Regions from separate parts of the Mus musculus genome. Here regions 2, 3 and 4 are each linked to region 1. The links are chromatin loops, found by intact Hi-C in ENCODE. Cell type or tissue: gastrocnemius. All regions are shown on one strand. Links, peaks and the distances in the headings refer to the core of each region. The heading gives the core; the rest is flanking DNA.

What was found. Peaks named below come from ENCODE experiments on the same cell type or tissue, not always from the same donor. Only the 100,000 strongest peaks of a DNase experiment are listed, where the experiment ranks them.
Region 2: a loop joins it to region 1, with 11 times the contacts of the local background. A loop is called at or near these places in 36 of 42 quality-filtered maps.
Region 3: a loop joins it to region 1, with 6 times the contacts of the local background. A loop is called at or near these places in 9 of 42 quality-filtered maps.
Region 4: a loop joins it to region 1, with 5 times the contacts of the local background. A loop is called at or near these places in 36 of 42 quality-filtered maps.

The regions. Positions count from the first base shown.
Region 1 is chr4:46,686,388-46,692,559 of GRCm38, forward strand. The region is part of intron 13 of Gabbr2 (gamma-aminobutyric acid (GABA) B receptor, 2); the gene reads right to left. Among named protein-coding and RNA genes, the nearest start is that of Tbc1d2, 39 kb to the left of the region's middle. In gastrocnemius, for the core only: no CTCF peak of the experiment used is centred there; DNase peaks (open chromatin) are centred at 3,217, 3,853 and 4,395.
Region 2 is chr4:47,017,744-47,023,915 of GRCm38, forward strand. Anks6 (ankyrin repeat and sterile alpha motif domain containing 6) reads right to left here. Exons shown (of 16, transcript NM_001356426.1): 14 at 6,001-6,117. Among named protein-coding and RNA genes, the nearest start is that of Gabbr2, 29 kb to the left of the region's middle. In gastrocnemius, for the core only: a CTCF peak has its summit at 3,040 (motif pointing left); a DNase peak (open chromatin) is centred at 3,032.
Region 3 is chr4:46,830,877-46,837,048 of GRCm38, forward strand. The region is part of intron 3 of Gabbr2 (gamma-aminobutyric acid (GABA) B receptor, 2); the gene reads right to left. Among named protein-coding and RNA genes, the nearest start is that of Gm32208, 16 kb to the right of the region's middle. In gastrocnemius, for the core only: a CTCF peak has its summit at 2,483 (motif pointing left); a DNase peak (open chromatin) is centred at 2,457.
Region 4 is chr4:47,034,760-47,040,931 of GRCm38, forward strand. Anks6 (ankyrin repeat and sterile alpha motif domain containing 6) reads right to left here. Exons shown (of 16, transcript NM_001356426.1): 7 at 4,911-5,109; 8 at 4,155-4,204; 9 at 957-1,160. Among named protein-coding and RNA genes, the nearest start is that of Anks6, 19 kb to the right of the region's middle. In gastrocnemius, for the core only: a CTCF peak has its summit at 2,757 (motif pointing left); DNase peaks (open chromatin) are centred at 998, 1,909 and 2,745; H3K27ac peaks cover 316 bases.

The sequences.
Region 1 (6,172 bases), core at 1,317-5,316:
ACATCTTCACATAACTGTGAAGTGTCCTGTAAGGCACTTTGTGGTTTTTTTTTGTTTTTTTTTTTGTTTTTTTTTTGTTTTTTTTTTCCAAAAGCAGGACTCACCTCAGAACCATGCTCTGCTCTTTTATTTATTTTTTAATTTTTTTGTCTTTCTGGCTTGCTTTAGTCTCAAACAGCATCCTAACCCACTTTGGTCTTTCTCTCAGCATTCCTGAGGAATTCAGCGCAGTTAACGTGCAGAGTGTCCCGTGTGGATTGGCTGACCGTTGGCACAGCTGACTTCAGGGTTATGCATGCTGGGCAGGAATCCTGCCTAAGATGTCCTCAGGTCCCCTGTGCTATACCTCAGGACATAAGACAGCGCTTTGTCCAATGACTGGTGATGCTCACTGGGCTCACATGGCTGTGGTGGTCAGACCACTTGAAAGGTGCCATTTCCCCTCTGTGACTAGGGAGTCATCCTTGGGGTCCACTGTGAGGCCCTGCCAGGACGCTGTTTCCTGCAAACATTAGCTCAGGCCTAGTGACTCTGGGAACTGCAAACCCAGGATTTGTTAACTGTCACCCTATTTGGACACATCCTATTCTGCTGCAAAACAGCACATTCTTGCTTCCCTGTTATTTATGGTCTCATGGGTTCTTCTAAACCCAGTGTCCTACAACCCATTGCTGTCATTATGCATTTTGACTCAAGTTTCACAGACTTGGCCAGTGGAAAATGCCTTCCTGTTGCCCCTGACGTTTTCTCCCACATGTTCCTGTCATTTTATTTTTTGAACACTTGCTTCTTGGCACAGAATGGTCTCAGCTCCCCTGGCATTTTTCTTGGCCCAGCATTGGAATTTGGTTATTTTTCTTTTCAATGGATAATGGTGCTTGGAAATGAACATTTGAAAAGTTTGTGGACTCACTGTCCTAGGGTATCATTGGTTTTAGCCCTATGTATGTATGTATGTATGTATGTATGTATGTATGTATGTATACCTACCATCTATCAGTCTTTATCTCTTAAATATTTATTATCCATTTGTCACCTAGCTAGCATCTATTTATCATCTATCTTTATTATCTAAGCATCTATCAATTATTTGTCTGTTTACCTCTTATCAATTATTCATCTATCATCTATGTATCATTCATCTATCATCTATGAACCCTTTATTAGCCATCAATCTATCATCTGTGTATACTTGTTAGCTGTCTCTCTATCATTGGTCACCTAATACCTATTTATCCCTCCCCTCTATCATCTGCTCTGTATCTGTTCGTCTATTTTACAGATGAAGCCATACCTCAGAGATCTTGCCTGCCTCTCCCATTCCCTAATTTCGCCTCTTTTTGCACCGGAGATCTCTGATTTCCAACAGAGTCACCATATTTACTTACTTGCCTGGTCTCGCAATACAGTGTCAGAATCCATTCACAGATAGATACCGACAACACATTTGCTAATTAAAATGGATGGTTTCTTAGCAAATCATGTTTGCCAGGCCAGTGGAATCTCTGAGAGCAAGCATGTCGTCAAAGAAAAGTGTTCAGGATGCTGTGCTCTTCTGGGGGTGCCTGACAGCAAGGGGTGGTCATACCCAGGGTCAATCGTTGGCAGAGGGGGCCCTTTGATGGGGCCCACGGAAGGCAGGCTCCAGACAGAAGAGCCTCGAAACCCTCCTGCCTCTGGCTGGTCTCTAGGCCTGGCCGTGGAGGCAGGCACTTCCTGGGTTCCCATGGGTGAGAAAAGATGGTGTTCCAGTATGGAAGCCAGAGAGGCTGAGTCTGTTGGGGTCTGTGGGCTCAGGCCTTCTAATCTTCCCATTGTTCAGCTGCGTGCTCTCGGGCTCTATGCCCCTTTAGCTGTGCCAAGCCACAGAAAGACATTAGCTTAGCTTCCTTGAGTTCATATGTGAATACGGACAGTGTTAGAAGGGACAGGAGGTTCCTGAGGTGACCTCCAGAATGCCGGAGATGACCCTTCACGACACCCTAACTGGCTGGGATGCACTCATCGTGGTTAATGGGGTTTCCTGACATCCTCCCAGAGTTTAATTAAGGAGACAGAATGGACTTGGTCCCAAGGTCAGCCGTGACTTGGTGTCAGATTCCGTGTCCGACAACCTCACAGACATCAGAATGCAGGAGCAGAGCCCCCCCCTCCCCCCACGGTCATGTGAGCTGCAGATGTATTAATGATTGTGTCTGTTGTTCTAGAGATAGAGGTAGCCATGTGAGGTGGGTTCAGCTGCGGAGGGGGTGGGTGTCCTGTCGCATGCCACTGTTCAGTGTATGGAGAACATGATTGGTGCAGGCTGGCAGTGCCTGCCTGGCTCTACATACTGTGACAGGAAGCCCTCCCTTTGACACTTGGGGAGACGGCTGCATGTTCATTTTTACTGAACCAAACCTTCTCCCTGGACTTTACTTATCTTGCGGATTTCATCTTTCCTCTTGGGCTGCCCAGAATAACTCTGAGCTGTCTCTCTGAGTCTCGAGGGGCAGTCCATGAAGGACACTACCTGCACTTTCTTCCACCTGACCCTGGTGCAGCTGCGAGTGTCCCCGGATCCAGGGTTGAGCCTGACACTCTCAGTGTGTGGAGTGGACTGCTGTCCCCTGCTCTACATGCCTTTGACTCTCCAAATATCTGCCTTCCTCTGCGAAGTCATGTGGTCCTTGTCCCATCAGATGCTCATGGGTCTGCTGTGCTCTGCCTCTACTGTCTGCATTCCAGCCCAGCCGTCTTTCGCCCCAGCCTCTTTCACATCTGTATCCTTTCCCATGCTTTCTTTAAATCCCAGCTCTCACATCCAGCCATCTGTTCCCTCCCAGCCTGACCCCAGCCTGGACCGCCGCAGGGCAGGGTGGCAGAGACAGGGCCAGGGGCCTGATTTTTCCTGACCTCCCCACATTACAGGTGCTTACTTGGTAATAACTCTTCCAACTTGGCTTTTTACATCTCTCACTTGTGGCCCCAACTCCATGCTACGGGTCACAGCGGCCCAGGTTGGGCTGGGGGATGATGGGAAGTCTTTGACTATAGTAAAGGGACACTGGTACTGAGTCTCAGTGCGAGCTAAGTAAGTCACTGTAGAGTCACCCAGATCCTTTATGGGACTTGGGTTCACAGTAGACTGTGAAGTCACGCCTGTGGAAGAGGCGCCACCTAAGTGCTTTTCAGTTATCACTGTCATACATCAAAGCGCCACTAGAGGTCACCAAAGCACTGTGCGGCATGCTGTGGGTGACCCTTCCATACCCGCTGCTGGGAACAGACTCACCTGTCCAGTGAAGCTGCAAAGGCGAAGCTGTCATTGACTAAGAAAAGGACCCACTTACTGTCCCTGACAGAGGCCACTAAGGCCAGGTATCCAAGCATTGCGATAGACCCAATCCTCAGCTTCCAGGGCAGCTATGAAGGGGTGCTGGGGGAGGCGGCGAGGGGACACTACCCTGGGCTCCCTTGCGGTGGGCTGTCCACACAGCCGGTGCCTGGCTTCAGGTCTCCCTATGTTCCCAGGACTGTATTTCCTCTGGCTCAACAGAGCTGTTCTTGCTCTGGATGACGGGTTGTAAAGACTTGCGGTCTGCTCGATTCTCCTTAGTTTCTTCTTTTCTTTTCTCACCTTTTGTCCATCCATTCATTCATTCATCCATCCATCCAACCATCCATCCATGACTACTACAAATCATCCTCATTTCCCAGGTCCTTCTGAGGGCATAGGGACGTCACTCTAAGCAGGGCAGAAGAGGGTTCTGTTCTCACAGGTCTCCCACCCAGGGCCAGGAGGCTCCCATGAGAGGTGGCCTCCCAGGGCGATGCATGAGCCTCCTCCCATGTAATGGTAATGGGTAGGCAAGGGATAAGCAATGGATAACCACAGCGAGGATAAGGCAAGCATGAGCCTCACCTCCTGCTGGTTGCTAGGGTATGAACGCCGCTGTCGCCAATGTCAGAATGCACTGAGACCTTATGCTCACTTTACAAATGAAGATGCAGAGGCACGGAACGGTTAACTCATCTAAGTAACTAGCCTGCTCGCCACTATTAAGTCAGAGGGGTGAGATTAAACCCAGACCTGTCTGGCATTTCTCCCATCCTCACCGCTTGCCCTTCCAACCCAAACCCCACACTGCCTGCTTCTCCTAAGCATCACCCTGAATTCTAAGGAGACAGTAGGTAGGAGTCGGTTTGCGCTCCAGAAGGGAATAGCGGGAATAGCTTCACTGCTGAGGGTTTATTCGAGCCCCTGAGAAGCCCTGGGACTCTGCGAAGGCTGAGCTTTTGATGCTGCAGGCTGAACGCAAGCCAAGGAAATGCTTGCCTGCCTGATAGGGCCCTGTGCCCAGCAGAGAGGTGGACACCTGCTTGGGATGGCCAGAGGGTAGACATGTTGGCTCCTGGTCCAGCACTGCTCAGCGGGAGGTTTGCACAAGCTGCCCGGGAAAGCCTACTGCATCTGTGCATGGGAAGGAGAGCAGCTGGCCAGGATCCCTCTGCAGGATGCAGCTCCTGACAATGTAGGTCAGTGGCCTCTGGACACAGCCTGCATGGTTAGGCAGCAAATATGGGCAGCAGGTGGGGACCTGGGTCTACCAACGCAGGCCTGAAAAGACAAAGACTCAATCTTGGTACAGTCTTACTGGGAGAAGTTGCGTAAGCCCTTTGCTAGGCTTCAGCACCACAGCTACAAAGTGAGCCCCTTATTGGTGTGTGTGTGTGTGTGTGTGTGTGTGTGTGTGTGTGTGTGTGTGTAGGTGTTATTCCTTGGGACCCATCCACTTTGTTTTCCTGAGACAGGGTCTTTCGTTTTTCACCGGCATCTGGGACTTGTCAATTAGGCTAAGCGGGTTGGCCAGAGAGCCTCAGGAATCCGTCTGTCCCCACCTCTCCAGCTCTGAGATTACCGGCATATGATGCCCAGGCCTGGCTTCTTACCTGGGTGCTGGAGAAGAAATTCATGCCCTCATGCTTGCTCTCTCCCAGCGCCTCCCTCCCCCTTGCTGGTCAGTTTATGTGTAGTGAATGTGAGCCAGGTCACTGGAGGACAGTTATCCTTGTCCACTATTTATTCCTTCAAAGTCCTTTCTGTATTTCCCAGGTGCCTGCTATGTCTAGACACTAGACACTAAGACGCTGGATGTCCAAGACCACTCTGATGCCAGCATCCTTGAGACATGAGTCCTAGTCAATACACTAATGTTGGACAAGTCACACATCATTGCTATGAGTAGCAGAGGTAGCGAGCACTCCCAGAGAAGGTCCCAACACCAGGGATGAGGGAGAGGGATGACCTGACATGGCTCTGGAGGAGGAGGACCGGAGTTCGATTCCTAGCACCCACATGGCAGCTCTCAACCGTCCAAGATTCTAGTTTACAGGAATTGGGCGCCCTCTTCTGGCCTCTGCTGGCACTTGCACCAGAAGTACCCTCAAGAGCCCCTGGGGCTGACAGTACAGTTCCCTGTCTGATCTGTGAGTATGGGAGGAAAGAAACTTGCAGCACATTGATGCACATACGTGTAATGAAACAATAAAATCTTAGAGACAACAATAACAAACGAGGCCTCCCTTTGTCACCTGCACACCTGTGACAGGGAGAATAAAGACTAGGCACAGAGGAGCTGTGATGTAGCTCTGACACTGGAATGGACTTGCCACTCAAGACTTCTGTGTGTCCTGGTAGAGGGGCTAGGTGGGGAGGCCTGGGTTAGGATTTGGGAGAAAGGAGATGGTGAGGGGAGGGAGCCTGATATGTGCCATGCACCATTAGTCCCCCTGGGCACTCCATCTTGTTGCTCCAGCGGGTGGCTTGCCCCCAGGACCCTTCCATCCAGCTGTCTGCAGCTGCCTTGAAGAATTTCCTTTGGTTTCCATTCTTGCCTCATATCCTAAATGCCAAAGTCAATAAAAAAAAACACATTGGAAAATTGATAAGTTTTCTTCATGCTATGAGTGTGTGTGTGTGTGTTGGTGGTGGACACATACATTTTGGGGAATGTATTTCGGTGTCTGTGAGATACCTTTTTCCCCTTGGGGTCAGGTGAATCAATGCTGCCTTTTGGGGGAAAGATGGAGGACCCCTTCAGTAGAGAGAGAGCATGGAGCCTATCTCTCGGCAGCTAGGTGACTTTGAACAGAGTTCGAAGTCCCTCTGAGCTGCGACTTTCTCACCTGA
Region 2 (6,172 bases), core at 1,005-5,004, 330 kb after region 1:
TCAGGACTCAGAAGCTCCGGGTACCCACAATGCCAGCTGCTGGTGAAGGGAGACCTCGGTCTTGTCCCTGGATGAGGTACGATTGCCCCCTCCCCCCCCCCCCCCGCTGGTTGGAAAACTCCTCACTTGCCCAATTTTAGGAACGCAATGGGATCCCCACAACAAAGCCCCAAGTCCCTCCCATCCATTTTGATGTGAGAAAAGGTAGACGTGGCTGTTTATTCAGCCCTAGAACAGCCCCACGGAACAGGGAGAGGCAGCAACAGATACACCCCAGTTAAACATGGATTAAAACCCAACAGCCTGGGTTCAAATCCCACCTGTCCCTTTTGCCTTTCCACCTTTCTGGGCCTTGGTTTTCTCATCTGTAGGAGGGATAAGGTATGTAGTGGCTCAGCAGGTAGGACCCATCATGAGACACTGTGTGGGCAGCAGGCAGGTCCTGACCAGGGGAGAGCACAGTCAGACTGTATGTTCTATATTACAAATAGATGTGGTCAAAACTTACAGCAAGTTAGAAGTGCATTATTAGTATCTGTAAAATGGGATAATGCCTGTTGGTATACCCATTTCATCCCAGCACTCAGGAGGCAGAGGCAGGCAGATCTCTGTGAGTTCAAGGGCAGTCTGATCTACATACCAAGTTCTAGGATAGCCAAAGCTAATTAGTAAGCCCGTCTAAAAAAGGGGGTGGGTAATCAATCATCTTTGGAAGATTGTTTTTTGTAAAAAGAAAGTGCCCATGGAGAAAGGGCAGAGTCCAAAGGTTCTTTTCTTTTCATTCACTTCATAAACTTGTACCAGCTAGAGGAGTCTCTCTCTGGACCCCGGTGCAGAGCCCTCCTGTGCTGACAGGATAATGAGAACTCCCTTTTCTGCCAACCTTGAAGATGACCTTAAACAATTGCTAGTATCAGCAGGAGTGCATGGACGCATGGCAGTCACATGGCAGCCGCATGGCTGAAAGCTGTGGAGTAGAGACCAAGCACAAATGTGGGCAGGGGAACCAGCAGTCTTATTCCACCCATGACAGGTGGTGGCAGCCAGGTCTGGCTTCCTTCCCCTAAGCAGTATCTGTAAAATGGACTAATGCAACATGCCAGAGTAGCAGAGAACAGGGAACATGTCATCTGACTTTAAGTACCACTTTAGCCTCAATCCCCTGAGAAGGAGGTCAGAGACAGGTCCCAGAGTTCTCTGCTCCTCACCTCAGGAGGGTGCCATAGATCCAACCCACCATCACCAGGACGGCGGTGACAACTGCCCTCTGGTCTGACTGAACAACCCCAGAAAGAAAAGCAAATGACTGTTACATGCAGGAAATAGCTCGGGTCCGCCTAGTAGCTCAAGAAAAGTAAATTAAAACCAAGGGTATGTTTGGACCTACAAACACGTAATGACTAGAAACCAAACCACAGGGGCCATCGAGATGGTTCAGTGGGTTAACACGCCTTCCCCTATGTCCCAGGATCCAAGTTCAGTCTCTAGCGCCCACTTAGTGCAAGCTGAGATTGAGCCCTGCAAGTTGTCCTCTGGCTTCCACATGTGCTCTGTAACATGAATAATCACACACACACACATATACATGCACGTGTAGATGTGATTTTTTGATAAAGCAAATCACTAGTGCTCAATGTTGGCAAGGCTTCCAGGGACTGTGAACTCACACCTACAGCTAGCGGGACATCCGTGGCACTTTCTGGAGAGAAATTCAGGATGACACAGATGTACTGTGGCCTGGCTCTCTGAGTTAGTGACATCTATCCTGATGATACTGGGGAGCCTTCATATGGAGCTGTCTGCTGCGTCCACAAGTGGGAAGCTGTGTACCAACAAGCAGGGATTTTAGAAAACAGTTTTAGCACACCTGTGTAAATTTACATCAGCAAGAACTCTGCAGGGCACCGTAACCATGCCTGTCCTCCAAGCACTCGGCAGGCTGAGGCAGGGGGATCCTGAACACAGCAAGCCTCCATCTAAGAAAACCCCAGGTTCATTCTCAGCGCTATGGGTGACCGCACAGATTTCACGCTAAACAAAGAAAATCAAATATAAAATTATAGATCCAAATTTATCTCAGCCATGTTTTGTTTGTTTGTTGTTTTTAAGAGCCACTGGGCACAAGACACTGCAGAGTCATTTGCCCCAAAGTGAACAGTGTTGGTCCCAAGTGTGGGGAACATGATTTCTTACAAAAATCCTTAATCATTTTTTATACTATACAAACTTAATTTAAAGAAAAAAAAATCACAAGAAGGGAGAACACAAAGAAGCAAAGGCTTGGAGCCCAGGCAGGGAGGGCTGCGAGGGACAGGCAGGGCTGTGAGCGGCTTCTGCTGAGCCTCCTGTAACACACACCCACTGGGGATCCATGGACTCAGCAGCTCTCAGGCTCGCGCTCACGGTGGAGACCTGGCCGGCAGACAGAGGATCGGTAGTGCTTTGCTGAGTGGTGTTATTAGGCTGATAACACACATTTAACATGCAGTCCTTGCTCAAGGCTGGCTTGAACTAGTTATGTAGGTAAGGGTGACCGTCAGCTCCCAATTTCACGTTTCCTGCACAAGGATGCTCTCCGGTATCTCAGGTGGGCCTTGGACTTGCTAACTCTGTGAGGATAGCCTTGACCTCTTGACCCTCCTGCCTCCCTGTCCTGGGTGTTGGGAGCACGGGCATGCACCACCATAAGTACTGTCTTATGCAGTGCTGGGAATCACACACAGGACATCATGAATGCTAGGTGAGCATTCTGTCAACAGAACCGCGTCCTTAGCCCTCGCTTGAAAACACAAAGACCTAGATTACTAGCTGAAGCCTTTCTTTAAGAGGACACACAACAAAGAAATCCCCATTCCTCCCTACAAAGCCCACTCATGGTCCCATTCCACTGCAGTTTTAAGAAGTGCCTCTTCAGGGGCTGGAGAGATGGCTCAGCATCAGAGTAGGGGCTGCTGGTCACTGGTTGATTTCCCAGCACCAGTATGTATGCCCCTTAAAACTTTAACTCCAGCCTCGGGAATCTGATGCCCTCTTCTGGCCGCCTTGGGTACTACATGCACGTGGTATACATGCATACGGCCAAACACCCACATGAATAAAAACTAATTTAAAAAATAATAAAGTACCCTTCTAGACCTACTCAGTCGATTCTCTCCTTTTTCCATCATGCTGTGGACCCAGGCAGCAAAAAGCATAGGTCTCTCTCTGGCATCTCAGAGATGCAGCCTGAGGCACGTGTCCTCTTTACCGAGCAAAGTGTCAAAAAGAATGGCATGATAATCAAAAGAAGTCGTCCGTGAGGAGCTGGAGTCTCCCAGCAGGGCCAGGCGGAGCCTGCCCTGAGTATCCAGGTCCGGGGTTGCAGGCTGGGGTCTGAGCTGCATCTGACCTGGGAGCTGTGCTCCAGCCACTGTCATGTTAATAAGCAGAGCAGGGAGTGCAGCTGAAGGCTTTCATAATATTGCATGTCTCCCCAGCTTCCTCTAAGACATGGTGGCACTGCCCCTTTCCAGTGGACTGGGCAAACAGGGCCTTCTCCTGGGGATGACTCGGGTAGATTGCCTGGCCTGGCATGTGCGGGCTTCCAGGGGGAAGGACACAAGGTGCCCTTGGCTCAGCATCTCAGGTACTCAGGGCCTTCTCCTACGGATGCTCCAAGGAGGATCGCCTAGCTGACCCACCACCCTTCTGCTTGTAATGGTGCCATGCTCAGAACAGAAACCAGGGCCTGTGCTAACCAGGGGGCAGGAGGCAGTCAACCTGGTAGAGAACAGAAGGTGCTGTCTGCAGACCTGGGAGATGCCTTGGGGTTCCTGTGGCTCTCCTGTCCTCTGTTCTGTTGAGGACAGTCACTCAACTGAGGACACCTTTCTCTTTGTCTCCCTGGGCCAAGGAGCCCACAGCTTCACAGGGTAGAGGAGGCTACAGTGGCCTTGCCCGCTGTCATCTCCCATGTCACCACCTGTGGTGCCAGCCCCTGCCTGTCCTTACCATCCACATCAGAATGTGCTCTGGTTCTCCTCCTGAACTGGTCTAAGCTGGCTTTCCTGTCATCCTTTCTTTAACCACATGTCCACCCTCAGGGCTAGTAGAAAAGTAGAAACCCCAATTCCACACCCCTAACATTCTGACACTTTTTAAGATCCTGCCCTCCCTCCCTCCCCTGGGTCATCCCACTGTCCTAGCCTTCACCTGTGCCCTCTGGCTTCCCCCACATTGCTTCCTATGGCCTGCTCTGTTCCTGTCTTCTGCTCCCTTACCCAGAGCCTCCCATCAGGTCTACACACACACACACACACACACACACACACACACACACACACACTGCCAATGGAGACCCCACTCTACATAGAGGACAGAGCATGCTATGCCTCCCCTCTCCCACATGTGCATGTAGTTTAGTGATGCTCAGACCTATGGTCACACCAAGTCTGAGTTCCAATCCAGCCCCTGCCTCTTACTAGCTGTGTGACCTTGCACAAATTCCTCCAGCACTCTGTGCGTGGGGGCTGTGTGGTGTCTACGGCACAGTGCTGGTCACAGAGATGCTCAGCTCTCAGCACCCACGTGGTACCCAAGACAACACAGGTTCTTTACTTGAATAATAGGCCAGTGCTTTGGAGCCTTCTGTGAGGGTCTGGTGGACTAGCCAAGGGCTTCTGCTCTGTTCTGTAGCTGCTATCCTTCCTAACCGTGGAGACTGGTCTCCAGCCTGTCTGTGCCTCCCCAGTCTCCACACTTGAGAGCAGAGCAGGAGCCTTGCTGGGCTGGAAGACAAGGACTACCTGGGCTGGGCTCCCTGCCTCTGGGCTGGGCTCCCTTGCCTAACCAGGTAAGCCCTTTTCAGAGACACAAGGGTAGGCCAGGACAATGCCAGCCATGCAGTGCCTGCATGGTGCACCCTCACTCACGAAGGATCACCTAACAGAAGCAACAGTAGCCACTGGCCCAGATCTGGCTATGCAACAGAGAGGAGGAGGGCGAGAGGACAGAAGCCCTGGGTTCAACTTCTCCCTTAGATGCCTAGCATGGCAGCCAGGCAGGGTTAAGTCTTGGAGTGTCTACTCCCTTGCCAGGCAGCTGTGCAGACTCTGGCCTTATCAGGGCTGAGTAAGACATGTTTGCTGAGTGACTTGCAGATGATAAAAGGCGGCATGGATACTTTTTTTTTGCTTGGGCACTGTTCATCTGTTCACCGTTGCAGAACACAATCTCCAGAGCAGAGAAGAAACCAGAAGCCTTGCGTCACCTCACATAGTGCAACACAACCAGGGAATAGCCAAACCATGAAGAAAAAGGAACAAGAAAAAGGCAGAGTGTCCATGCTACCCCGACACCATGCTACTGTCCCACAAGTGGGAGGCTTCGAGGCAAGAATGGAGAAAAGCCATAGGTAAGCAAACATTCAGGCTGCTGAGCGTGGTGCCCCATGGGAAAGGGGCAGGAGGTGCAGGTCTGAGCAGCCTGCCAGCAGCTGGACAGTGTTTGCCTGGTGTGCATGCGCCTTGGAGATGGGGCACCGCTGACATTCACTTTTAAAGGTGATGAAATATAACACCAGGCATTGATGTGGGACATAGGACAGATAATGGTGTCTGACAGCCTTTCGTGTCCGGGCTCTGCCAGCCACTGCAGCTCAGTCAACTGTGGACAGGGCAGGGAGGCCCAGAGAGGGAATGACCTGTCCTGAGACTCCTCCCATACTCAGTGTGTCCCCAGGGCTCTCATCCCACAGCATTGCCAGAGGCAATACCCAACCCTGAGGCTGAAACCACCTGAGGAGAGAGGATGTATGTACATAGATTGGAGGAGCTGCAACCTTGTGGAGAGAGACCCACAAGGGAACAGGCAGCATGGGGAAGGCCAGAGGGCTCTCAGTCACCAGGAGTGTGCAAACAGGCCAACTCTAATGCCTGCTGGAGGAGACTTAGAGGGAATGTCATGAGGACCCTGATGACGTTCAGCATACGGACAAGGCTGGGGGAAGCTGAAACACAGTACCTTGCCCGCATTCAGCTCAGAGATGGCCGCCAGGATCTGCTGCCGGGAGCCATCCGTCTTAATCCCCAGCTCCTGCAGGTCGCCGTCGGTGAGTGTGAGGAAGGCTTCCATGTCCACCTGGGGAGAGAGGGACGTGCCGCTGTCTGTGGGACACTGTCCCTACCGCACAGGA
Region 3 (6,172 bases), core at 766-4,765, 140 kb after region 1:
CACGTGTGTGTGCTTGTGTGTGTGTGTGTGCTTGTGTGTGCTTGTATGTGCATGTGTGTGTATGCGTGCATATATAGGTATATATGTGCATGTGTGGGTATGAGTGTTGGAATTATAAAATCCAGTATGAACCCACAGCTCCAGAACTGCTCTAACTATTCAGGAGTCCACTGAGATGGCACCTTAGGGTCTGGTTAACCTCTCTCTCTCTCTCTGTCTCTCTCTGTCTCTCTCTGTCTCTCTGTGTGTGTGTGTGTGTGTTTTATTTGCAGGTATTTTATAAAAGAGCTTTAATAAAATTTTAAAGACTAAATTCTTCAGACAAAAGTGGTAGTCATGTTTTAGCATAAGCATTCAAATATCAGATATGTGATATTTTCTTTCTTTGCTTCAAAGAGAAAAAATTCTGTAAGTAGCTAACATAGGACTGGACTCTTACCAACCAACCAACCAACCAACCAACCAAACCATTGTCATTAAATCTTTTTTTTTTTAATTTATTTTTAAATTTTTTATTATTTTTATTTTTAAAATTTTTATTAGATATTTTCTTCATTTACATTTCAAATGCTATCCCCTTTTCTAGTTTCCTCTCCAAAAGTCCCCTATATCCCCCCCAACCCTGCTCCCCAACCCACCCACTCCCCCATCCTGGCATTCCCCTGTACTGCAGCATATAATTTTCACAAGACCAAGGGCCTCTCCTCCCATTGATGGCCGATTAGGCCATCCTCTGCTACATATGCAACTAGACACACTAAATCTTGATATAATGTCAGGAAAGGTTTGAAGAAGACAGGTGGATAATTTGTCATTCGAAAAAGACAACAGAGGGAAGCTATGACTTATGTAATGACATAGTAGACAGAAGTGTCACATGACCATCCTCACACTGGCAACTTAGAGATGCACTCATACATACTGAGACAGGAATGAGACATCTATGTCACACTCCCTCCTCCCAAGGCTTGGGGACCATTGAGAAAGAGAATAGCAGAAAGCCTGTAAGAGCCAGAGGTCCAAGAGGAGCAGACCAAAACAGTGTTTTTGGACCTGATGGGCTCACTGCACCCAGGGGCTCCCAGCTGCCTGCATGAGAACCACACAAGACCAGTCAGTCAACATCCCAGCATGGGGAGGAGGGTTCAGGGGCCCCTACCCCTAACCGAGGAGCTATTGGCAGTTAATGGCTTTTGGGCCAGGGAGAATCCATTTTAGGAGTGTGGCCTCTGTTAGGAAATCTTGGACTGATATTGGTTATTATTACTGTTTTATTTCATCACTTTCTGGTTTGCCTCCTCATCTTGGCTGCATATCCGGTATGTGTAAGCTTTCTCTCCAGTGGATGGCCCGTACCTATGATCGTATGGCAGCGCAAATGGGACTCAATGGGTTGTTTTGAAAACCATCAACAAAAAGAGAGGATGAAGCTGAGATGGGGTGGGGCGGATCTGGGAGGAGTTAGGGCGAAGACTGGGAGCTGGGTTTCATCAGAATACACTGTATGCATGTATGAAACTCTCAGAAAACAATAAATGGTATATTTAAAATTCTAATAAAATATACGCTGGTGCTAGAGAGACAGAGTGATTCAAAGACATGGCAGTGGATGCTAGCCGGTTAAGTGAGGATTTGACTGCTAAATCATGGTCACTGCTGTGTACTTTCACAGTAAAAATCAATATGTTAGATAACAGTTGACAAGAAGCATCTACAATGTAAAAAGTAAAATTGGATAACCGCCCCCCAATCAGAGGTTATGGGAGCAGAGGTCAACAGTGTCATAATTGTCCAGAGCTGTTCCTGTATTTCTATATTGGAAATTAGACAAGCAGAGGCCAAGTATTTTAAATTTAAACAAGACTGCAGAACACTTCATTATAGCGTCGAGGAAACAGCATTTATCTGACAGTACAGTGGGCTAAAACCACGATCAAATACAAACGCATCTCTGCAAATGCATTTCACAGGAACCAAGAGCAAAGACCAAGTGTGCAAACCCAAGTAGAAAAGAAACGGTCCTGAGAGCAAACATCGCTAAAGAGAAAAGAAGGCAGAAATAACCTAGAGTGGGACAGAACAGAGACAAGACCCAGTAAGGGCCTGGGCTTTGCCATTCTCTTTACAAGACAAGATAAGGTAATGCTTCGCCAAAAATTTAACTTCTGCTCCCGCCCCCTGCTTCCCTTCCACCAATCAGGACGGCTGTTTTATAAAGCAGATGCACAGAGTCTGGGATGGGAAAATGGAAGGAGCCTTTCTAAGAGACTGCTTTCTGGTTCTTAACGATGTAGATGGGGGTGGGGAAAGAAAGGGAGGGGAAAGGAGAGGAGGAGGAGGGGGGAGTAAGGAGTGGTAGGGGAAGGGGAAAGACTTCAGAGCTTTCTTGGAGCTGAGGTGCTAGGAAGTGTGCCCAGGGACCCTGGGCCGGGGCTGTAACCAGGCAGACCAGCGCTTCTTGCGCCACCATGTGGCAGCAGGAAGCAAGGGCGGCAGAAGGTGGGCTCTCTCAGCTTAGTGTAGGTAGGTAGGGTCAGGCCCTGGAGTCATTGCTCATTTCAGAGAAGGCCGGAACCAAAGGTCTAACCGTAGGAACTAAAAAGAAAACCTCAAGACTCTCAAAATAAAACCTAGTGACCCTGGATTAGCCAGTGCTCCTTAAAGCTGAGGACCAAAGCAAACAAAAGACAACCCTGACTTCATCAAATGGAAAGAATTTTCACAAAGGGTTTCATGAAGAAAGTGAAAGACGTCCCAGTCTGCAAGGATATATCAGTATAGTCCCCAGCCTGTGAATGACCACCAAGGTGTTCTCTGGTAGAGTCTGTGATGACTCAAAGTATCAGCCAACCCCTTAAAAGGTCTAAAAATTCCCTCCCAGGGTCCTAACCAGCCACTGCTTGTCCCTCCTCAGTCTGCCCCAGCCACAATGCCTTCTGACGCTCTTCTCACACCAGGGCCCTCCATGCCAGCATCTCCGCTCAGCTGCTCTGTCTGGGGCTCCCCTCCCTATGACATCCTGACCTGGAGGCAGCCTGAAAGCCCTTCTCAGCTCACCACACTCAGTACTGTCCTGGCCCTACCTGACTAATCTCTGTGGCACTTTCGATCATGTCACATAAGAGCCACTAGCCTGCTTCCTTCCTTGTCTGTTTTCCTGCATAAGGATTCAGACTCCCCATGGGTAGGGACCAGTCCGTTCTCAGCTGTGTTCCTCTGACTGGAACTGAACGCACTTCATCAATATGTGCTGCACGAGTGCATTGTAAGATGAATTCAGGAAGACTGGTGGCTGCCATTTCCCAACTTGTACATTGAAGAAAAGAAAATGTGGCTACCAAACTAGAGTCTGAGCAGTCAGTTTCCTAGGTTGAAGATCTGCCTGCCTATATGGAGTACACGTGGGCAGTACCTCGCTCGACACTGTGAGGAGTACTTGACAGGCATCACACCTTGCCAGCTATGTTCTCATTGAAGGTAAGCACTAGGAGGCAGTACTCAGTGTTAGCACTATTTGAAGACGTCACTCGAATGTCTAGCAAACACCTCAAGATGACCAGAAAGGGCGAGTGACAGCGTGTGGCCCCAGATGCTGCTGTTCTAAGCCTTTAGAACTTATGCATATTAGCTATTTTAATGCTCCCTGCCCCTGAGGTAATCTGAACATGACCCCACCTTCAGAAACATGGGAAATTAAATGACATGCAGAAAGTCACCCAGTCCCTGGGGAACCAGTTAGAAACCCGTCACTCTGCTCTGAACAACTGTGCAGGATGTCACAATGAGAAACCAAGAAGCTAAAGGCGATGTGGTCCAGGGAACCAAGAGCAAGCTCATTCTTGATGTCGATGTTGTTGACAACTGCTCAGAAGACTCAAGGGAACTGAGAGAGGAGAAACTTCCGGAAGCAATACATTCAACACAACCAGTCCTAAGAGATGCTTGCAGGGAGATCAATAGCTTTCCTATAAGCCAGTGAGAACTACTTTAAAAATATTCTAGAAAGTAGATCCCATCTCCCAAGGCAGGCCTCAATGTAGGATACACAGAAGCAACCCCACCAGCCAAGGAGAGAACCTACACAAAGAAAACGAGGCTACTTTGCCAGCCAGCAAACAAGTGAGCCAAGAACTCCGTGTTTATGAATGTGCACCATGGGTCACAGAGGTGTCGTGTCTGCCGCAGAGCAATCGGAGAGTGGCTGGAATTCAGGCAAGAGAGTCAAGAGCATTCTGGGAGCCTCACCACAATCAATTTGGTGAAAATAAAGTTTGTGAGTGAAGAAGCGCGGACTATGAATCAGTCGCGCTGTGAGAACCCCTTAAGACCCAGGGTGCCAGGTCCACATTGGTTAGAGCAACGAAACACACTTCAATGCAGGAACGCTTCAAGCTGGTGCAGCCCTACTAAGCGCCACTGGGTCCCTAGCCCTCACGGAGCGTAGTCAGTGACGTGTGCCGAAATGATAATATTTAGGACATGTTGCAGCAAAGGAAACACATTGTTAAAGTTGATTTTGCCTATTTATTTTCTAACACTTTAAAATGTAGCCACCAGAAAGTTTAAAATCACATCTGTGGCGTGCGCTACATTTATATCCTGCGAAACTGGTCAAAAGCATATAGAAATGTATGTTATTTTCTAAAGGTCAACTTTAGCGTAGGCATTTTAAATGAGTCTGGAAAAGATCTAGTCATTAAATGCCGAAAGAATAATTGAGTGTCTGGGAGCAGGAGAAAAAGGATTTGATGCTTCAGACACTTATTTATTTATTTTAGCTGAAATTCAAGATAAGGCGGAACGCAACAGTGGACGCAATGGAAGAGAACAGACATAGTTATAAGAGTCCCTGTGATGAGGGGGTTTTGAGCACAGCGTTAAAGATGAGGAGCGTTAAAGGTGAGGAGAATGGCTTCGATAAACCTAGCCACATAAAATAACAAATCCCACTCGTCAACTCACAAAGCCAAGGTTCAAGGACTCATGAAACATGAGCAAATACCTCCCACAAACGTGAGAAGGGAGGGTGGCCTGGTATAAAGCAGGCTCACCAACCTGGGACAGAAGGATGGTCCAGTCAGGAAAAGTGCCAATCACATGAGCCGCCAAACTCACAAAAGGAAAATTAGAAACAAGAGGAGCCTTAGGAAAGAGATTCAATCTCAATAGTAATCAAAGAAATGCAAATTAAAACAGCCACTGCCAAGGGTGAGAGAATGTGCGTTGAGGCGCTGGCACTCAGTGGTGTGATCTTCTCGGAGGACAATTTGGCAACACACACAAAAGGTTCAAAATGCACGAGTGCTATTTCTAGGAACCATCCCTGGAAGATAATCAGAGATGCGCAGACAGAAGTTCCAATAAGAGTCCATTGTATCTCTGTGTATAATCAGCCACAAACTGGCAGTTACCTCCGCGTTCTGCATCAGGGCCTCTCCTCGCTTGAGTAAGTGATAGCGCGCCCAGCGAGCCAGGGAGCGAGGGAGCGAGGGAGCGAGGGAGCGGCAGGGGCTTTTGAACAGGGACCGGATGAAGGCGGTGGCAGGAAATCCAGATCTGCCTCGTTCCAACATATCTTGGAATGACAAATAAAAATTTTGAAGAAAAATAAAACGCTAACAGCTCTGGAAGCACTTCAGCAGGCAGAATAGTTGCAGAATAAAGGAAGGAAGGGTCAGACGGCAGAGTGAATAAGACTGGAAAATAAGCCTGAAATATGCCCCAGGGACAGACAGCTACTGGTCACCAGGGTGCGGTGGGGACACTCGCTAACCTGGGAGGATGCTCACTCCAGGCCGAGCACATAGGAAGAATACATTGCTCCTGGCCGCAGAATTCTTCACACTTGTTAGGAAAACCATCACGACCGAGCTTGATGCTAACACTGGTTTCTGGGCTTTGCCCTCCTGAAGTGGTTCGTGTGTGGAGGACTTGGTCCTCTGTGTGGCTGTGGTGGAAAGTGATCAGACCTTGAGACATGAGGCCTGGTGGGAACTAATTACGTCCTGGAAGGTGTTCCTTTCAGAAGGAAGAGATGCAGTCCTCAAGAGAGGGCTGACTAGCCATGACTGGCCTTCTCACACCCTCAGGTCTGCAGTGAAGCTCTCAGAAGACTCTAGCTGATGTTGGTGCCACATCACTGACCCTCCGGAATGACGAGTTGGGTAAACAA
Region 4 (6,172 bases), core at 867-4,866, 350 kb after region 1:
CCTCCAATGGGTGACCCCAGAAGCCTTCTTGGTGGCCTCCTGGCTCCTGGAACACACATTTGTCTTCTGGGTGCTCAGATACCTCTTGTAGGCGCCGTGCCTGCTGCTCTAGGCTCCATGGAGGAAGGGGTCAGGAATGCTTGCTGAGGGAACGAATCCCGAGCACTGACATCCGGGAACTTGGGGTTAGTCACATTTTCAAAAAAGGCAGCCAGGGGAAGAAATCAAGGGACGCTCTGCCTATCGGACAGTCCTACCTCACCTCACTCAACGCACCAGGATCCCTGTCTCACTAGGACCTGAGAGTGCCCAGCCCTGGGACAGCCTTGCCTCATGAACACAGCAGAAATCCAGGTGTCTGCTGCCACTCAGCCACCAAAGCAGCAAGACCTGTTCTGAGACCTCGTCTACAACTTACTCACTTACTGCAAGCACACTGTAGACCGTCTACACACCCAAAGACACCTGGCCTGCTGACAGGGACTAAGCTGGGCAGCTCAGAAACCGGCAGATGGCTCCAGATGAGAGATTTTACTGAGGTCAAAGGGACAGGTGTGTCCTCCCACAAAAGCACCAGGAGTGCACACAGCGGCCCCCTAGTGTGTGTTCTTGGTCACAGCCCTGAGCAACATTATATAGTTGATTAGAGTCCAAGAACCCCATTTCTCACCCTCCCCCACCAGGCCAATGATTGTCAGTACGTCATTCCGCAGGTCACTTCTTCCGCTGGGTTCCACTTCCCTCACCAGCTGAAGGAGAGGTGACAGAGCTTGAGTACATGCTCACACCGTGCTCCCCAGGGAGAAGCCAGAGGTCCCTGCCCCCACACCCATCCCTGCAACACTTTAAACCTTCCACATGCTGTGACCCTGGGTCCTAGTGTCTGAGGTCCCTCTGCTAGCCACACACCCAGATCTCTGTGAGCAGTATCACGGTCCAGCAACCGGGCGACTTACACCGTCTGTGCCCACACAGCCCACGGGGTGGGCCCTGCTGGCTCTTGGGGGTAGTGCAGTCTTCGTGGGGTCTGCCTTCCCGTTGTGACATGTGTGGGACCTGTCAGAGCTCCACAGCTCAAAGCTGGACGGGGGCAGGAAGGGTGGGATGACGGCCTTTAGCTTGTCACTGGGGAGCCGGGGGAAGGGCGCTCCGTTTCGCAGCTGAAAAAGATGAGCCAGGATTAGATGGGCCCTGGAAGCTCCCTCTCTGGGGAAGGAGCCGGGCTCCCTGCACCATAGATGACAGAGCCTCTGCACACTTCTCCACTGGCAACGGGAGCCCAGACAGCATTGCAGGCTCTCCTTCCAGTAACCCAGGGCACTGTGGCAAGAGGAGGGTATGGACAGGAGACAGCAAACCAGAGACTAAGAGATGCTAAAGTAGCATACAAAGGGGATGGGGCAAAGAACATTCCAGACATAGGATGGGCAGAATATAGGCATGCCTAGAGCCAGGGATACAGCAGGAGGTGCAGAGACACAAAGCCAGCATGTGCCATGCTGGGATAAGCATAAGGGGCAGAAGCTGGGGGCTGCAAGCCCAACCACACTCCCTTCACGCCCACCATGCCCTGGCCATGGCTCCACTGTGGACATTTCTTCAACTGTGACATAATTTTACTCTGTGAACCTACACTGGGGTCAGTATACAATCCACACCGCACTGACTGTTGGATGTCTGCAGCAGCATTCCAATGTCCACGTTTATTTTAATTAAGGGAAGGCTGAACATGGTGCCAGATGGTCCTCCACAGGGACAGACATCCCACGGTTAACCCTGCCCCGGGGGTGGGCAGGCGAGCAGGAGGGCAGCTTTGCACCAGTAGCTGCAAACATCCACCCTGGGGCCAACAGCACCATGGGCCCGCAGCTATCCATCCACCATGAGCCACCGAGTGAGCCCACTGGTGTCCTCTGCTGCACACAAGCAGTAGGACAGAAGAGTGCCAAGGCTGGCAGCAAGCCTCCCAGGCTTCTTTTCACAGGCTAAGCTGTTTCTCCGCCAGTCTGTAAATGGGCATCATCCTCTCTGGAATGGACAGGCTTCCCCTATCTGACAAAAGCTGGGCTAGATACTCAGGGCAGCCAGCCCACCACAGACGGGCACTTCTACGGCACTTCTGGAAGCAACGACTTTCACATTCTTTGCCTGAGGGGTGTCAGGAAGCCGAGGAGACTGCAGTATAAGGATGTTCACAGAGCTGTTAAAATTGCAAAGAGCTACAGAAGCCCCTCCCTAACTCCCAGGGGTCTGTCTTGGGTGAAGTCACTCTGATGGAATGTCCTGTCACACGGCTATTAAACATGATGTGGCTAAACAAGGTTTTAATGACATGGAAAAGATTATGGGAAATTGTTAATAAATCAGTTCCAAGACACTGAGGGGAAATGGTAATACCACTGGTCGTGCGCAGCTCTGGGGAGGTTGGGTGAGAATGTGCACAGAGCTGAACACTTAGGAAGTGCTGAGGTGTTTGCTGGTCTTAGTATAACCTGATTCCACAATCCTAGATACTAAAAATGCTTAGAAAAAAAACCACAAAGGATGAAAACTAAAAATGCCACCGTGACTCACTCTGGATGTGTGATCTTAATCATCTTGGGAGACCCTAACTACACCCAACGGACAGGCAAAGTGTGGACAAAGGCAGAGACCACTTGCTTGGCAGCTCGGTACCTAACTACCCTGCCTAGGCTTGGTAGGCAAGTTGCTCCGGCTTGCCTGTCCTTGACAATACTGCCCTCTGCTGGCCAGAATTAGCATCTCAGTGCCAAGGTGCTCTAACCAGGAGAGTCTTGGTACCAGAGAACATCAAGCCCAGAGAGGTGAGGTAACAGTCAAGATCAGACAGCACTAGGCTGAAGGCCTCCCGGGAGACAATCTCCTTTCAAAACTACCGCTGGGATGATAACCACCCCTTAGTTAGAGGCAGCTTTTCTACCAGGATCTACCTTCCACATCTCTTTAGCAATGACATTCCTGTTGTTTAATAGGAACCTGGTCACCTGGACAGATTTCAGGGGCCAGTCTGCACAGTGTGCTGTGGCCACGTGACTCGACTGGAAGCCTTCTGCCCTGAGCAGAAGTGACATGGGGATCCCCTCCCTCTTCCTCACTACACAAACTGAATGGTTTTCCTTCACGTGACATTCAGTGTCACCCCAGAGCCTCAGCCACAGAACCAAGAGATCATAGACGGGAACTTCTAGAACATATGCTAAAAACAACCAAAATGAAAAAAACACAAAAACCAAAATGAAAAAAAAAAACAAAAAACAAAAACCTTCCTTTTAAGTTTTACTCAAAATGCTCTGACTAAGCATTGGAAAGTCTAACACAGGACGTAACGGCCAGAGCTATGGAAGCCCTCTTGGACTATGAGGTAATCTTGATCAATAGAAACCTGAGAATAGACGAACTGAGGTCCCCAACGCTGTGGAGTAAGCTGCTGTCTCATTTGTGTCACTATGACCTCAGGGGCTTCTAATACTCTTAGCTTACCCTAATTCTAAGCTTACAGGTCAGGAAACTGAGGCCCTTCTAGACTAGAAACACCCCTTCCTCAGCTCCCCCACTTAACCAGAATGGTGAGTCTTCCTGCTAATGCTGGTTGCCTGTCAATTTCTCCCATCTGGTCCCTACCACATGGCCAGGACTTGGATGTAGCCGCTAAGGTCTGGGGACCTGGGAAACACTGGAATGGTGTTTCCCTAGCATGGTGCACACATGAGGCCCAGATACTGTATGACTTGGCATGATGGATCCCCTTCATCCCAGCACTTGGTTGACAGAAGCAGGAGGACTAGATGTTAAGTTACCCTTGGCTACACAGCAACTGTGGGGCCACCTTGGGTTGTGTGAGACCCCAAGTCTTCACAAGGCTTCATTCGCAGTTCAAGGCTGGCATCTGCTCTGATCCATGGAAGCCAGTGCTCCACTGGATGGTACCCATCTGACCATCCCTCTACCTGTGGCTACCATGGAGGCAAACACTCACACCCTTCCTCCTCAGAATCAAGCTGCCACGGACCGGCAGTCATGTTGAGTGTGACAGACTGGGCATTAGTAACCAGTACAGAAACCTCTGTTCTGCTGAGGGTCCACGGGCCGGGCACAGCCTCTCTTGCCTCTCATGCTTTTAGGCACCCACTCACCATGGTTGTCAGTAACACATCTCCCTTCTCTCTTCTTGGGTTCCCAGGACCTGCAGAACAAACAAAAGCTTCCTGAAATGGCCTCCCTGTGACCACCGCCTGCAGAGTGGTGCCGGGGCCCCCACATCCTGGAAATTCAGCTCTCCTGGGGACGTAAATATTTAATAACAATTGGTGTTCAATATACTGACAGATGGAAGACATTTAAAGTCCTCTCAGAGTACGTTTCCAGCCTCTGCCTTGCTGGGTCAGATAGTAGTAGCATGCCCACTCAATAGTCTGTCTCTAACAGTAGTACCAAAGGGGTCGATCCAGGATGGGAATCTGACTGCTGGAGGGATCTTATCAAATCTGTTTTCCTTCCAATCTGGAAATCCTTCAGCAACCTGGCAAGGTCCTTCGGTCAGCTAAATGCCCCCAGTGGTGTGAGGCTCACCACCTTACTGTGTGAACTCCCTGTGTTTCAAAACCCTTTCAGTACCACAAGTCAATCACGCTGGATGGTGAAGACACCAACCATCAAAGGCCGTGCCTGGCCTGTAGTTCTTAGTAGGAAGTGAAGAACCAGACCTCAGAGCTCCTCTGCAGGTTACTGCTGACCACTCTACTACAATCAGCATGGCATGTGCCTATTCTAGTGTCTCCCAGATCAGCCGCTGGTCCTGTGTCTCATCTCATGGCCTGCTAGAGTTCAGCAGGTGGAGCCTGGGCCTTGGTGTCCCCGTTGGCACCCACCCCGGGTGCAGCTCTTCTCACCACTGTCTTTGGTTGCATGGGCTGCTTCAGGTGGCCCAAGGTGGCTAGTCCTGTCCTGGGGGGGTGCCCGCATGGTGGAGTCCAGCGCCAGCTCAGGCTCGTCAGAGAAAGGCAAAGGTTGGTTGGCAGCCAGCCCGCGTGGCAGTGTCTGCATAAGTTTGAGCTTTCGGAACCTGTTGGACATCCGGCTCCACCAGGACTGTGTGGGAGGGAAGAGACAGGAGTCAACTGTAGCTGACAATAGGACAGATCCAGGGACAGGCCCTGGAACAAGCTCCATCCAGCGTCCCCCCTCCTGGGTGCCAAGCAGCCACTGCACCTCTCCCAAAAGAGCACGCTATTCACCAGATCCTCCCCCAGCCTTTCCAGGCCACCCCTCATCTCTTCGATGCCGTAACACAGAGAAACAAGGAACAGGGCAAGGAGCTGGCTGCTTGGGGTCTTAACCATGAGCCAGAGATGGGCAGAGGCCGCAGCAAGTAGCTCCAAAAGCCTGACACCACTCCCTGCAAAGCCCCCTCCACCTGCACTAGAGATGTTGACAGAACTAGAACCTAAGCCATCTGTGGCTACAGCCAGTCTCCTTCCAGGGCTGAATGTAGAACCAGGCCTACAGTCAACATCCTCAGCAGCTCCCATCAACACACAAAGTGGTGAGATGGGGTGATGGCCACAGGAGACAGCATCGTAAGACCATCTTGGACAAGCCACAGAGAAAGGCAGGCCAGAGCAGAATGACTCCAGGGGGGAGTTGATACATGAGGCAGTGCAGGTGTCTGTCTCTCGGGAATAAAGTTTGGCTCTAAACAAGCAGGGTGGGGCAAGAAAAGTGAGAGACACCAAGAGAGACTCTGGCACTTGCAGGAAGCAGCAGAGGGCTGCAGGGACCCTGAGTGGCAGTCAGATGGAAGGCATCAAACATCATCTCTGTTTTCTCAGCTTCTCCAGAAGCAGCTGCTGTGTGGGGTCAGAGAACAGCATCCCACAGGGAAAACAGAGCCACAGGCCCAGCGCTGCCGTGCATGTGCGGTCTGTCTAGCTCAGGTCTATATGCTGCAGGACTGAAAAAAAAAACAAAAAACAACAACAAAAAAAACCTCTCCATTTATAAACTTGGGTTCTACACCACTATCTTGATTCCTGGCTTGTTCTAAAGTTGAGGGGAGCAATTCTAGGCCCCAGATTCTTGCAAAGCAGCTAATGGGATCACCCCAGTCTCCTCAGATCCCCTCATTTCCTATGAGCTCCCCAGCTTTATGGCT